Regions from separate parts of the Mus musculus genome. Here regions 1 and 2 are each linked to region 3. Evidence: chromatin contacts called from ENCODE Hi-C or POLR2A ChIA-PET data. All regions are on one chromosome and are shown on one strand. The core of a region is the stretch at or near the end of the contact, and the rest is flanking DNA. Distances in the headings are between cores, read along the strand shown. Region 1 holds the start of Fndc3b (fibronectin type III domain containing 3B). Region 2 overlaps Fndc3b (fibronectin type III domain containing 3B). Region 3 overlaps Fndc3b (fibronectin type III domain containing 3B).

Region 1 (3,775 bases), core at 25-2,524, 55 kb before region 3:
GTAAAGATGTCTAGCCGGAACTGAAAGGGACAATAGACATTTAAATTTTGGTATCATAAAATTTGCTTATGCAAAATGCTGTGGGAAGTTAAAAGAATAAAAAAAAAATCACTGAAAGATTCTTCTGGGAATTACAATTGGAAAAGGAAATATGTGTTATAAGTGAAAAATAACAAGTCAGCTTTAGTAATTACTGAGCAAATACTGCATTTGCAGTGATGATTCCAGAATCTCATTCAGAGTCTCCCAGTTCTCTTCAGCTCAGACAAGAGAAGCCCCGCTGTGTGTAGCCTGGCTTGGCTTATGGTAAAGGGAGGCCTCGCCGAGCTACCGCGAGCTTGCTCTTGTAGTTGCGCGTGTACTGGGAGGCTTACGGCAGTGGGCGGGGCCCGAATCCCCATGTGGTCCCGACATCATTGACATGGCGGAATCCCCCATCAAACCCTCCTGGTAGTTATTTGAGCAGCGGCGGCGGCCGGAGGAGGCGGCGGAGAGCAGCGGCGGGAGCGGCGCAGGGGACGGCGGGGATCCCGCGGGCGGCTGGCTGGGACGGCGTGGGCGACCCGGATTGCGGGCACCCGGAGCCCCGTTTCAGCCTGAGGGGAGGTAAGGCGTGCGGGAGCGGCGGCGGGCTGCCGGGGGACGTGCCACCCACAGTCGCTCTCGGGTCCCTGCGCTTCGGAGCCCGGCCGGACTCCGAGTCTGCACGAGTGCGCTCCCGGCCCCGGAGCACTCGGGGATGCCCGAGGAAAACTTGGCTGCCGAGTCCCGGTCGCGCCCCGACCGCTCGGCTGCCCGAAGCTCCCGGCCGGGTAGGGGGCGACCCCTCCAGCCCCCGCTCGCTCGGGAAGAAAGCGGAGGATGCGGGGCTCGCAGTTCCCCTCCTCCCCGGGCCGTCGCTCCGAGGAATCCGCTCCCCCGCCCAGATCCCCGCGGCAGGACCGCTGCCTGGGAGGGGGAGGGCGCGCGGCCAGGCCGAGGAATCTTCGACGTGTCACTTTGGGAGGCTGTAGATTTCCATATGGTGGAGGGAGGAGGGCGTGCGTGCGCGCAGAGCTGGGATTCGGGGCTGCCTTGGCCCCCTTGGGGGTGCCGGGCTGTGACCCGGGACCCGGGATGCTCGCGGGGAGGGTCCCTGGGCGACCGGTCGCCCCCGCCCCCGCCGGGGCCTCTTGGGGACACTCCCCGCCCGCCTCTGGCCACCTCTGCGCGCCACGTCCTCCCTCCCCGTCCTGCCCCCTGGGCTCCCCCCGGGCTGGGGGCGGGAACCGGCGGCCGCGGCTGGACTCGGCGAGCCAGGCGGCTGCAGGCTCGGGCGGGGGAGCGGGGCGCGGCGGGAAGCAGAGGACGACCCGGTGCGTGTGGGCCAGCGGAGCGCGGGTCAGTCGGTCAGGCTCGAGGGGCGCCCCTGCCGGGGGTGGGGCGGCCGGGAGACCCAGCGGGTGGAATCCGCGCCCCGAGGCGGCGGGCGGGCTGGGCGGGCCGCGGGGACCGTCTGGTTCGGATGGCAGGCAGGAACGAGCTGCCGTGGGAAGGGCCTGTCAGTCCTCGCGGAAAGCGGGGCCCGGGGCCCGGGGCCGTGACCGCCTAGCGTCCCCAGCGCCCGGCCTGGGGAGCCTGGGGGACTCTGCGAGCGTCCCGGGAGACCTGGCTGGGCCGCCGGGCGGCGCCGCTGGCCGGGCGCCTTCCCGGAGAGAACGGCTGGGGTTGGAGATTTTTCGAATCTCGGCTCCCACCCGGCGATCCCAGACGAAGGAAGCACTGGCATTTTATCCAGACAGTGCGGATTGCAGACTTCCTTAAAAGTTACAACTTTTTATTTTCTTTTCTCTCAGGCCCAGCGTTTTCTTTAAACAAAATGTAGAATTTGGCCGCGATGAGGCTGACGCTGGGGCCAAAAATGCACACGTTTATCTCCATCCCGGCTAGTCCCCCTCCCCCTCTTCCCTCCCAGGCTTAATCATATTTTGGAACTGGCGAGGGCTTTTGTTGGGTGGGCACCCTTGATTGCTTGTCTGTTTATTTTTTAATGTGCAACTAATTTGATTTGAATTTCCTCCAGTTTCCAGGCCTTACTAGGAGAAGCTAGGGGAGAGGGAATGTGCCATTTTTTTTTCTTTTTTTTATAAATGTGGCAAGAGGTGGGGCATTGGGAAAGGGGAGGCACCCTGGTTGTGGCAGAGAGTTAGTAGGAGCAGACAGACCCGGAAGAAAAGGAATCCATTCTGGAATAACATTCTTTTTTAAAACAACAACAAAACAGTACAAAAGAAAGTCAGGTTTTGAGCAAAATTTCACTGCTCTGTTCAGATTTGAGTGCGTGGCGCTCCCGCATCTCCAAGTATCGGCTGGGACCCTGGGAACTTGAGTTATGCCACACAGCGCATGCATGCATAGCAACTCTGACCTGGTTTTGTGACTGGTGTGGGGGCTGTTGGTTCGCTCCTCGTTGGAGGCTGACTGTGGATGCAGTAAAGACTGGGTTCAGTAAATTTCCTGGCTCCCTGGGAGCAGCTGTTGAAGAGGGTAAAGTCCCTGGACATGCTTCTGGCCAGGAGGGCCAACCGGAGTTCATGCTTACCGAGACGCGAGATACGCGGCAGCCTGGCTAAAAGTGAGGCCTCGTTGATTATTGTTTTAAAAAGTTGCTCTCTTAGTATTGTCCTTAAACTTGCATGTGCTTTTCAAGCATTTTATTTTGATGCTTATGAGAAAAAGCGTTTGTGTGACAAGATCGTGTTCCTTTAGCATCTGTTAGCACTGTCGAGATCTTGTAGGGTGGGGGCTGGTAGCATCTAATGACAGTATATACAGTTCCAGAAAGACATTTTGGTAATCTTTTAAGACCCTTTAAAAATAGCTGTGATCAGAGCCTGGGATGTTTGGAGGAGCCCGTCTTCTGTCTTCTGGGGCTTCTAAAGGAATGCAGAGCGTGAGCACCAGCACCTCTCCTGGTTGTTTGTTACACTGGCATTTGTGCCCGTTCTGCCCAACTCTTAAAATTCTCATGATCCACCCGGAAGGGTCACTCACACTTAATTGCTTGTAAGGAAAGTTTTTTTGGGCATTGTATTTTGAGACAGGCTTGGGCTGGCCTCTCCAAGCTTGACCTCCTGCCTCAGCCTCCTGGATGTTGGGTGACAGGTATGAACCACATGCCTGTTAGAGCTTGTACTAATAGTATATTCCTTCTTAGATAAACATGTTTTCTGCCTTTTATACATTACTCGATTAAGTTTTGAATATTTTGATTTCAGTTGTAGTAAATGTACGTTTTATAAACAAGGGCGTCTAAGTTCACAGAAATCAAGGTACCAGTAATTCAGAACATGGCTCAGTGGTTTCTCCAGGGATAGAATGGTTCTGTCTAGATTGTCCTCCTGTAGCCAGGAGGCACATGTAATCGAGCGTTTCAAATGTGGCTCCGTGACTCAAGAATTGTTGTTTGAATTTTCCTTTTTTCCAAATTATTTTAAACTTAAATTTGAAACATAGAACTTTTAGACTCCCAAGTCTATTGACCTTCAACTGAGCCATATTGCTTTTTGAATCACCAAGTTAAGTGTATTTCTTTACAATCAGAAGATGTTTTAAGTCTACTTTTTACACACACATACACACACACACACACACACACACACACACACACATTTGGGTTTGAGCCCATGGCCTTGTGTACACTGGAGGCACATATTCTACTACAGTGCTAGAGCCTCAGCTAGCTCTTGAATTCCTATTCTAAGTAGACTTTGAAGTCTGGGGTAGGTGTGCCTCA
Region 2 (3,578 bases), core at 19-2,518, 34 kb before region 3:
ACCATGTCTGTCTGATAGGCTGCAGGTTCGAACCCAGGGCTTCATGCATGCCGGGCAAGCACTTTGCCAGCTGAGCTGTAGCTGTATCAGTTTTGATGCTTTCCTTCCAAAATGGCCTGGTTTGCATATCATTTTGAAGCCTGCCGTTTGCATTATTGTGTGCGTGTGACCGTGGATGCTCGCGTGCTATATATAACACTCACGTGGAAGCCATGGGAAGACTTTTGGGAGTTGGTTCTGTCCTGGAGCATGTGGGTTCTGGGGACTGAGCCTGGTGAGCCAGTCCTGCCGACCCTTTAGGACTATATTAATAGAGGATGTTAGGGGGCGGGGTATGATGCTTATTGTCTCGTGGCTACGGTCAAGTGGATTCTCCTGGCTTTGTCGTTTGCCACCTGTGTGAGAGGACATCATAAAGGACTGACTGACGTTCAGACAGACACTGGTGGCCAGCGGTTTCCTTTCCCTTCATTTCTTTTTTGAAACAGTGCAGTAAGACAGCAGTGGGCTGAGTTCTTCCGTTAAGTCATCCCCGGATTGTACCAGTCCATTAGCTGCTTTGTGCAGCGGACAGGAAATGGTTCTATTTGTACAAGTTGCACAATCTTAACGAAGTCAGGGCAGAGAGCCAAGGGGACCTCTGCTGTTTCTGCAGTGTTAACCTTTCAGTTCCACACAGGAACACATACAGGTTACTGGGGATGTGTGTTAGAGTGTGACTGTGTTGGTGTGGTCACCTGCCTGGCGGTACTGAGAAATGTACCGTGTGACTCATGGGGGTCTTGGTTCTTAATGGCTTCCCACACAGGCTGTGGAGATGGCCTGATGCTGGTGCCTGCCAGCCTGGCCCTGAAGGGTCCAGTTCCCATTCTGCCCTTTCCCAGGCCGTCTTGTAGACTGGTGACAGAGTGACCACTTTCCTTTTCTAGGGCTGGCAAGTGGCTTCCTTTGTGCCCATACCTGCCTCCTATACCCCAGCTGCCAGCTACTCTTCTCCTCTTTGAAAGTGGCATTTCCTTTTTGTCCCCAGTGTTTCTAGGCAGAATCTGGTAATTTTAGTAAAGCTGATTTTATATATATAATATTTTAATGTACTTTATGACCCAGGCCGGATCTCGAGTAGCTCAGGCTGGCCTCAGCTTGACTTGGCTGTGTGCCTGAGGCTGGCCTTGAACTCCCGGTCCTCTTGCCAAGGTCCTCCACATGCTGTGATCAGAGGCATCTGCCACCAGGCCCTGCTTCGTGATTCAGTCTTAGTGTGCTCATCACTTCCTCCCTCCCGCTCTCCCTCCCCCCTTCCTCTTTTTCCTTCCGTTTTGATTTCTAATGGTTCTTCCCCAGCCCATATACCATGGTGAGGATGCAATCCTAAGTGATTGAAGGACAAAAGTCAGCATGTGAGAGGGACTGGAGAGCAGAGTGATGGGAGGCAGAGGCAGGGATTGCCTTCCTGGGCCTCTCACCCTAGACAGAAGTTGCTGTGGACCTCTGCTGAAGAAGCCGGCCTGTTCCTCTCCCCTGAGGGGTTAAGATTTCTCCATCTGTGGAGCCACCCGCATTTTTATTTATGTATATGTGTCATAGCTGTCTTCCTTATTTGTGAAATATTTGTTTATTATATACTTTTTGTTTTGTGAGTCACGGTTTCTTGTTGCCCAGGCTAGCAGTGTTGCTGCAGCTGGCCTTGAACTCCCAGTCCTCGGCCTCTAACTTTCAAAAGCTGTGATTGTAGGCTTGAGCTATAACACGCCGCTTTTTAATGAATGCTTTTTGAAGGGTGTTTTATTTTTGTGTGTCTTTTCCTCAGTTTTCTTCAATTATTTTCTAGCTCCTTAAAATAACACAGCATTCCCAGTCTTTGCTGCTGTCATTTGACATTTATATCTCTTTGGGAGCCCCTGCCCTTTGCTTTTAATTATTTTTACTGTGTGTGTGTGTGTGTGTGTGTGTGTGTGTGTGTGTGTGTGTGTGTAACATAGCTTGCTTGGGAAGACCAGAGGACAACTGTGGATCTCAGTTTAGTCTGTGGGTTCCAGGGATTGGACTAAATCTGTCTAGCTTGCATGACAAGCACTTTAGCTGCTAAGCCATCTTGGGCCCTGCTTCTGAGTTAGTTCTTCCTGCGGGACTGCTCGCCTTGGCTGGTGTCTTCCTAAGCACTCTGTCCCCAGCAGTTTCCTTTGGTGAGATCTACCCTAAAGGCTGCACTTGAACACCTGACATCAAGTCTCTGGGCAGTGTGATTCTGTCAGTGTCCTTTTTCCTTTTGCAGTCTGGCACTGAGAGCCTGCCCTTTTCCTCTCGAACAGTTCTGAGTTCCGTGTGACTTCATGGCAAGTCACGGAAGTCACCGGTCCTTCTGTTTTCCCAGGGTAGATCATGAGGGTTTCGGTCAGAATTGGTGCAGGACATTGAGCGGCGCCCATGGGTTTAATAATGAGCACGCACTGTTTGACAGCGAACCAGTCAGAAAAGAAAGGGCAGGATGGATAGCTCAGTCAGGACTCTGCAGACCAGCTGAGCACTCTACCTTCTGATTCCTGTCCCAGCTCTGTAAGGAGTACATTTCTGTTGTTCATGTTATTCAGTCAAAACAATTTTGTTATAGTAGCCTACTTGGGAGGAGAGCCATTATTACTTAATTTATATTTTTATTTGAAACTGACTTCAGTTTGCTTTGAGATGCGCAGTTCTTCCACTCATCCGTGGACCTCCTTATGGCTTCTCCTTTAGAAGCTGGCTCTGCTACCACTGTATGCAAATACAGATTATTTAGTTGTAAAATATTCTTCTTAGATAAGATAGTTCTCTGGTGCTGAAAGTAAAGATAACTTTCATGTCTTTGAACACTGCTCCCTCAAAAAAAAAAAAAGTTTTCAGAACATCTGTGCTGTTTGACCTTCTCATTGTGTTCCAGGGGAAGATTTTCAAATATATTTCAATTATTCTTTTTTATTTTGGTGAGTAAGATACTTTCTCTGTGGGGTATATGTGTTTATTAGTGTAGATGCATGTGTGGTGTGTGCCTGTTGGGTGTGTTGGGTGTGTGTGTGTGTGTGTGTGTTGGGTGTATGTACCAGTGCACTTGTGAAGGCCAGAGGTAGACATTGGGTACCATTTTTCATCCTCTCCACCTTTATATTTTGAGGCAGAGTCTCTCTCTGAACACTTAGGTTGGCTGGCGATGAGCTTTAAAGATCTGCCTATCTCTGCACACAGACCACTCCCTAGCCGCAGTGCTGGGGCTACAGGTGTGCTCTGCTGGATCCTCCTCTTGCATACTTTCTGGGGACCCAGACTCAGGCCCTCATTTTGGGGTGGCAGGCACCTACTGAGCTCCCTCCCTAATACTGATTATCAGATTCAAACTCCTGAGTGGTCAGGTGCCTGTCGGTGGCAGATAACATGAAATCCAGCCGACTTTGCAGACATGTGCTTTGGGCTGAGATTGTGAGCATTCTTATTTCATTCACCTGTGCTAATGTTCCTGGCCCATGGCGGCTGGGCATTCGGTACTGATGAAGAAAGGGATGTTGCTGACCTTTGGTTTAAACAGAAGTTCCTGCCAACGTACCAGC
Region 3 (3,259 bases), core at 489-2,988:
CTTCATAACTTCCTATGTTTTAAGACTGAACCGCTATTCAGTGTTACAGTATATGGGAACATGGACTAAAGTGTGGGATGAATATTTTCACGAGGTTTTGAGAGGGCTGGTGGAGGGGGGTGAATCTGCAGAGATAGGAGTGGGTGGTGGCTTCTTCAGCATTGGAAGTCTAGGCCTACTCACTCTGGGGAACATCTCTGACCCCACCCTGGGTGTCTCTCCCCCAGAGCTTTTCAGCTCTTTTGTGCCAGTTCTAGGCGAACAGAGTTGCCTCAGCTAAAGTATGTAACAGATTCTATTCTTAGGCTTATCCTAGCTGGTTCTCACTTGATTGGCAGGGTGCACTCCACCCAGAAAGTCTGATTTATTTTGGCAAAAAGAGGAGGCTTTTATGGAGCAGGTTATCTAAAAAAAGGAACCCTAGGGAACAGGCCCCACCCGAGCTGTCTGGGTTGGTCCGGGTGAGCGTGCCTAATCGAGGGCTGACTCAGCAAGATGACCCAAGGGCTGCCTTTGTGAATGTTACCAAACTCTTACTTAACCACAGATGTTCTGCCATTGTCTGTCCCACAGTCGGAGATGGATGGTGGCAATTAGTTCTGTGAGATTTGGAGCAACCTAGCTGAGTTCTGTCTATGGTAGCTTCTGAGTATTTCCTTACTAAAATTCCAGCACTCACGTGGTAGAAAGTAACTGAGTTATATGGGTTTTTTAAAAGTTAATTTTTATCATTATATAAATTATAGATGCTCATTATAGGTTACTTTAAACATATAAGTAGAAAAGGAAACCCATAACTCATTTATTGCCGCATTAGCCAGTAGGTAAGCTTGGGAACAGTTTGGTTCTAGTTCAGTGTGGTGTTTAAATAATGTATGTAACCTGACTATGCATTTCCTGAGCGGTACAGTCCGAGCACCTCCTCGGGACGTGCCTGGTTTGCTTTCCTCCTGTTGCACAGCGGCTTCCTGAAGGCAACGAGCGAGAGGTAGGATTTCTGGGCTGGGGAGATGGCATGCAAACATGTGAACCGGAGTTTGAGCTCTGGTACTGACGATACGCAAAGTGGGATGCAGTGGGCAAGCGGGATGTGATGGGTAGGCCTGCACCCAGGCCAGCCAGTCAAGGCCAGTCAGCCCTTGAGAAAATAATTTCATGGCTTGGGGCTTTAATTTTCTAAATTAAATTTCATTAAAAAAAATCTATGTGTTTGTGTGCCCATGTGTGTGCAAGCCAGAGATGGCCTTCAGTGTTGCTCCTCAGAGGCTGGTCACTCTCTCTGTCTCAGTGGCTTACTCACTGATGAGGGTCCGTTCTGGGGATCAAGCCTTGGTCTTCGAGTGTGTGTGTGTGTGTGTGTGTGTGTGTGTGTGTGTGCATTTTTATTAAGCAAAATGGTGCCTTGAGAGATTCATCTAGAAAAAGGGAATGGGACCTTTGGCAGTTTTGCTTTCACCTTGGGAGGGATTCCAGAGAACTGCAGTGAACAACACTAGCTTTGTTGGCTTAAATGTGTAGGCAGCCAGGGCCTTTGAACATGGCATTTGGAGTGGCTCACCATTCTGGCGACCTTGGAAAGTTCTCTGGAACTGCAGAGGTGCTCTGTGCCGAGGCCTGCTTCCTGTGTGGAGGTCCTATTGTGGAGGTTCTTTGAATGGGAGATCTGTGAACAAGGTTCCCACAGCTCACACTCTGGCCTCTGGGTAATGTAGATATGCACTCCACTGCGGGTCAGGCAGCAGTGCCTGGCGAGAAGCCCCTTGCAAAGACAGAGATTTTGGAGTTCCACTTATTTATAGTGGCCAGTGGAAAACTAATATGCCTGTTAAATCTATTTTTAAAAATGAAAGGGACGTCTCTGGTCCACAGTGCATCTGCTGAATGCGCGTCTGTTTGCTGTGGTGTATTTTTGCTAGTTCCCTGCTTTAGGAAGTGAATTTCAATGTCTTCTTCATCATTCTCTCTGAGCTTGAGACTTGAGGTTCTTGTCTGAAGAGTTCTCCTTCAGCCTCAGGAAAACAACGGGTTTTTTTGTTATTTGAATATATGTATGTGTGTGTGTGTATATATATATGCCTAGAGAATACTTAATGAAATTGTTGCAACATTTCAGACGGGCTTAAGTGAGCATCTGGCAAGGGTGGAGCAGGAAGCATTCTCACCTAGGCACGAGCACACGGGATTGGTTGTCTGGACACTGGTGATGTTGATCTTTGCTTTTAATGGAGAGCGTGAGTCTGCTTATCGGGGCATAGGGAGGCAGAGTTTGCATTGCTCGTGGGCCGACTGTGTTTGAGCACTCCACAGACACTCCATTTTGACCAGGCGTGGCTCTCTGCAGTAGCTTCTGTCTGTTGCAAAGAGAACCTTTAGTGACGATGGATGAGCGATACACTTACCAGGCGGGACTCAAGTTGGGCCCCACTGAAAAATATTTTCTGTGGTACTGGAGAGATGACTCAGTGGTCAAGAGTACGCAGTGCTCTTGAAGAGGACCCAAGTTCAAGTCCCAGCACAGGTGGAGAGTGGCTTACAACCTCCTATTCCAGAAGACCCAAAATCCATGGGCACCAGCACTCATGTGCACATACCAGCACACATATATGCCCACCTCCACATGATTACAAATAATAAATATTATTTTAAAACGAAGCTTAAGGCTGGGGCAGGTTCTGAAGATATTCACCTTTTCAACACTAGTCAGATTTCAAAGATAGGAAAGAAGCCACAGCTGGGAAGCCAAATTTAGACAATGGGGCTTATAGATGAAAGGCCTTAGACAGAGTGGAGGTCTGCAGACATGTGCAGAGTTTTGCCAGAAGTGTCTAGTGTGGATTTGTGCCTAGCTAATCCCATATAGTGTTTCACCGTAATGCCGTTTACCCTCGTGCCTTTATTTTAGACTCCCGCAGCAGGGCCTGGCACACAGCAGTATTTGTTAGGCAGTGTCTGATTATCTTTGGCCAGGTTCACTGGCATTTGAGTGCCTTTTTGACCAAGTGCTTTTGGAACATGGTTACTATGTTACTTTGTTTCTTTCAGAAAGAAGTGTTCAAGGTTTTTCTAGGTATTAGATAAAAAGCCTTAAAAACGGCAGTCTCAAAAACTGCTGCAGCACAGCTCACTCTGAGAAACTCCCCAGCAGTCTGTGACTTGCCTAGCTGCCCTCTCCTGTAGTCATTTTGCTTCTGTGTTTAATGATGACACACCTCCTGTCACCAGGGGGCCACTTTAGCTCTTTATATTTTATTTCTGCCTT

What was found. A loop is a pair of places that touch in the nucleus more often than their neighbours do. ChIA-PET counts read pairs that join two places held with the same protein, here RNA polymerase II (POLR2A).
Region 1: a map of heart shows a loop between it and region 3 (2.6-fold over the local background). The contact joins the promoter of Fndc3b here to the enhancer-like site in region 3. A Hi-C loop is called at or near these places in 7 of 37 maps with a recorded cell type or tissue (Patski, gastrocnemius and heart). POLR2A ChIA-PET finds 5 or more read pairs at or near these places in 4 of 5 experiments (Patski and embryonic stem cell).
Region 2: a map of adrenal gland shows a loop between it and region 3 (2.0-fold over the local background). The contact joins two enhancer-like sites. A Hi-C loop is called at or near these places in 2 of 37 maps with a recorded cell type or tissue (Patski and adrenal gland). POLR2A ChIA-PET finds 5 or more read pairs at or near these places in 4 of 5 experiments (Patski and embryonic stem cell).

Annotation. Positions count from the first base shown.
Region 1 is chr3:27,707,951-27,711,725 of GRCm38, reverse strand. It overlaps Fndc3b (fibronectin type III domain containing 3B), which reads left to right and starts at 1,274. Exons shown (of 26, transcript NM_173182.3): 1 at 1,274-1,380.
Region 2 is chr3:27,687,326-27,690,903 of GRCm38, reverse strand. All of the region lies in intron 1 of Fndc3b (fibronectin type III domain containing 3B), which reads left to right. Among named protein-coding and RNA genes, the nearest start is that of Fndc3b, 21 kb to the left of the region's middle. Within about 2 kb of position 1,268, at least 1 of the 3 ENCODE cell types and tissues checked has a DNase peak (open chromatin) inside an H3K27ac peak, as active enhancers do.
Region 3 is chr3:27,654,173-27,657,431 of GRCm38, reverse strand. All of the region lies in intron 1 of Fndc3b (fibronectin type III domain containing 3B), which reads left to right. Among named protein-coding and RNA genes, the nearest start is that of Fndc3b, 55 kb to the left of the region's middle. Within about 2 kb of position 1,738, at least 1 of the 3 ENCODE cell types and tissues checked has a DNase peak (open chromatin) inside an H3K27ac peak, as active enhancers do; it is heart, where a contact is called at or near this core.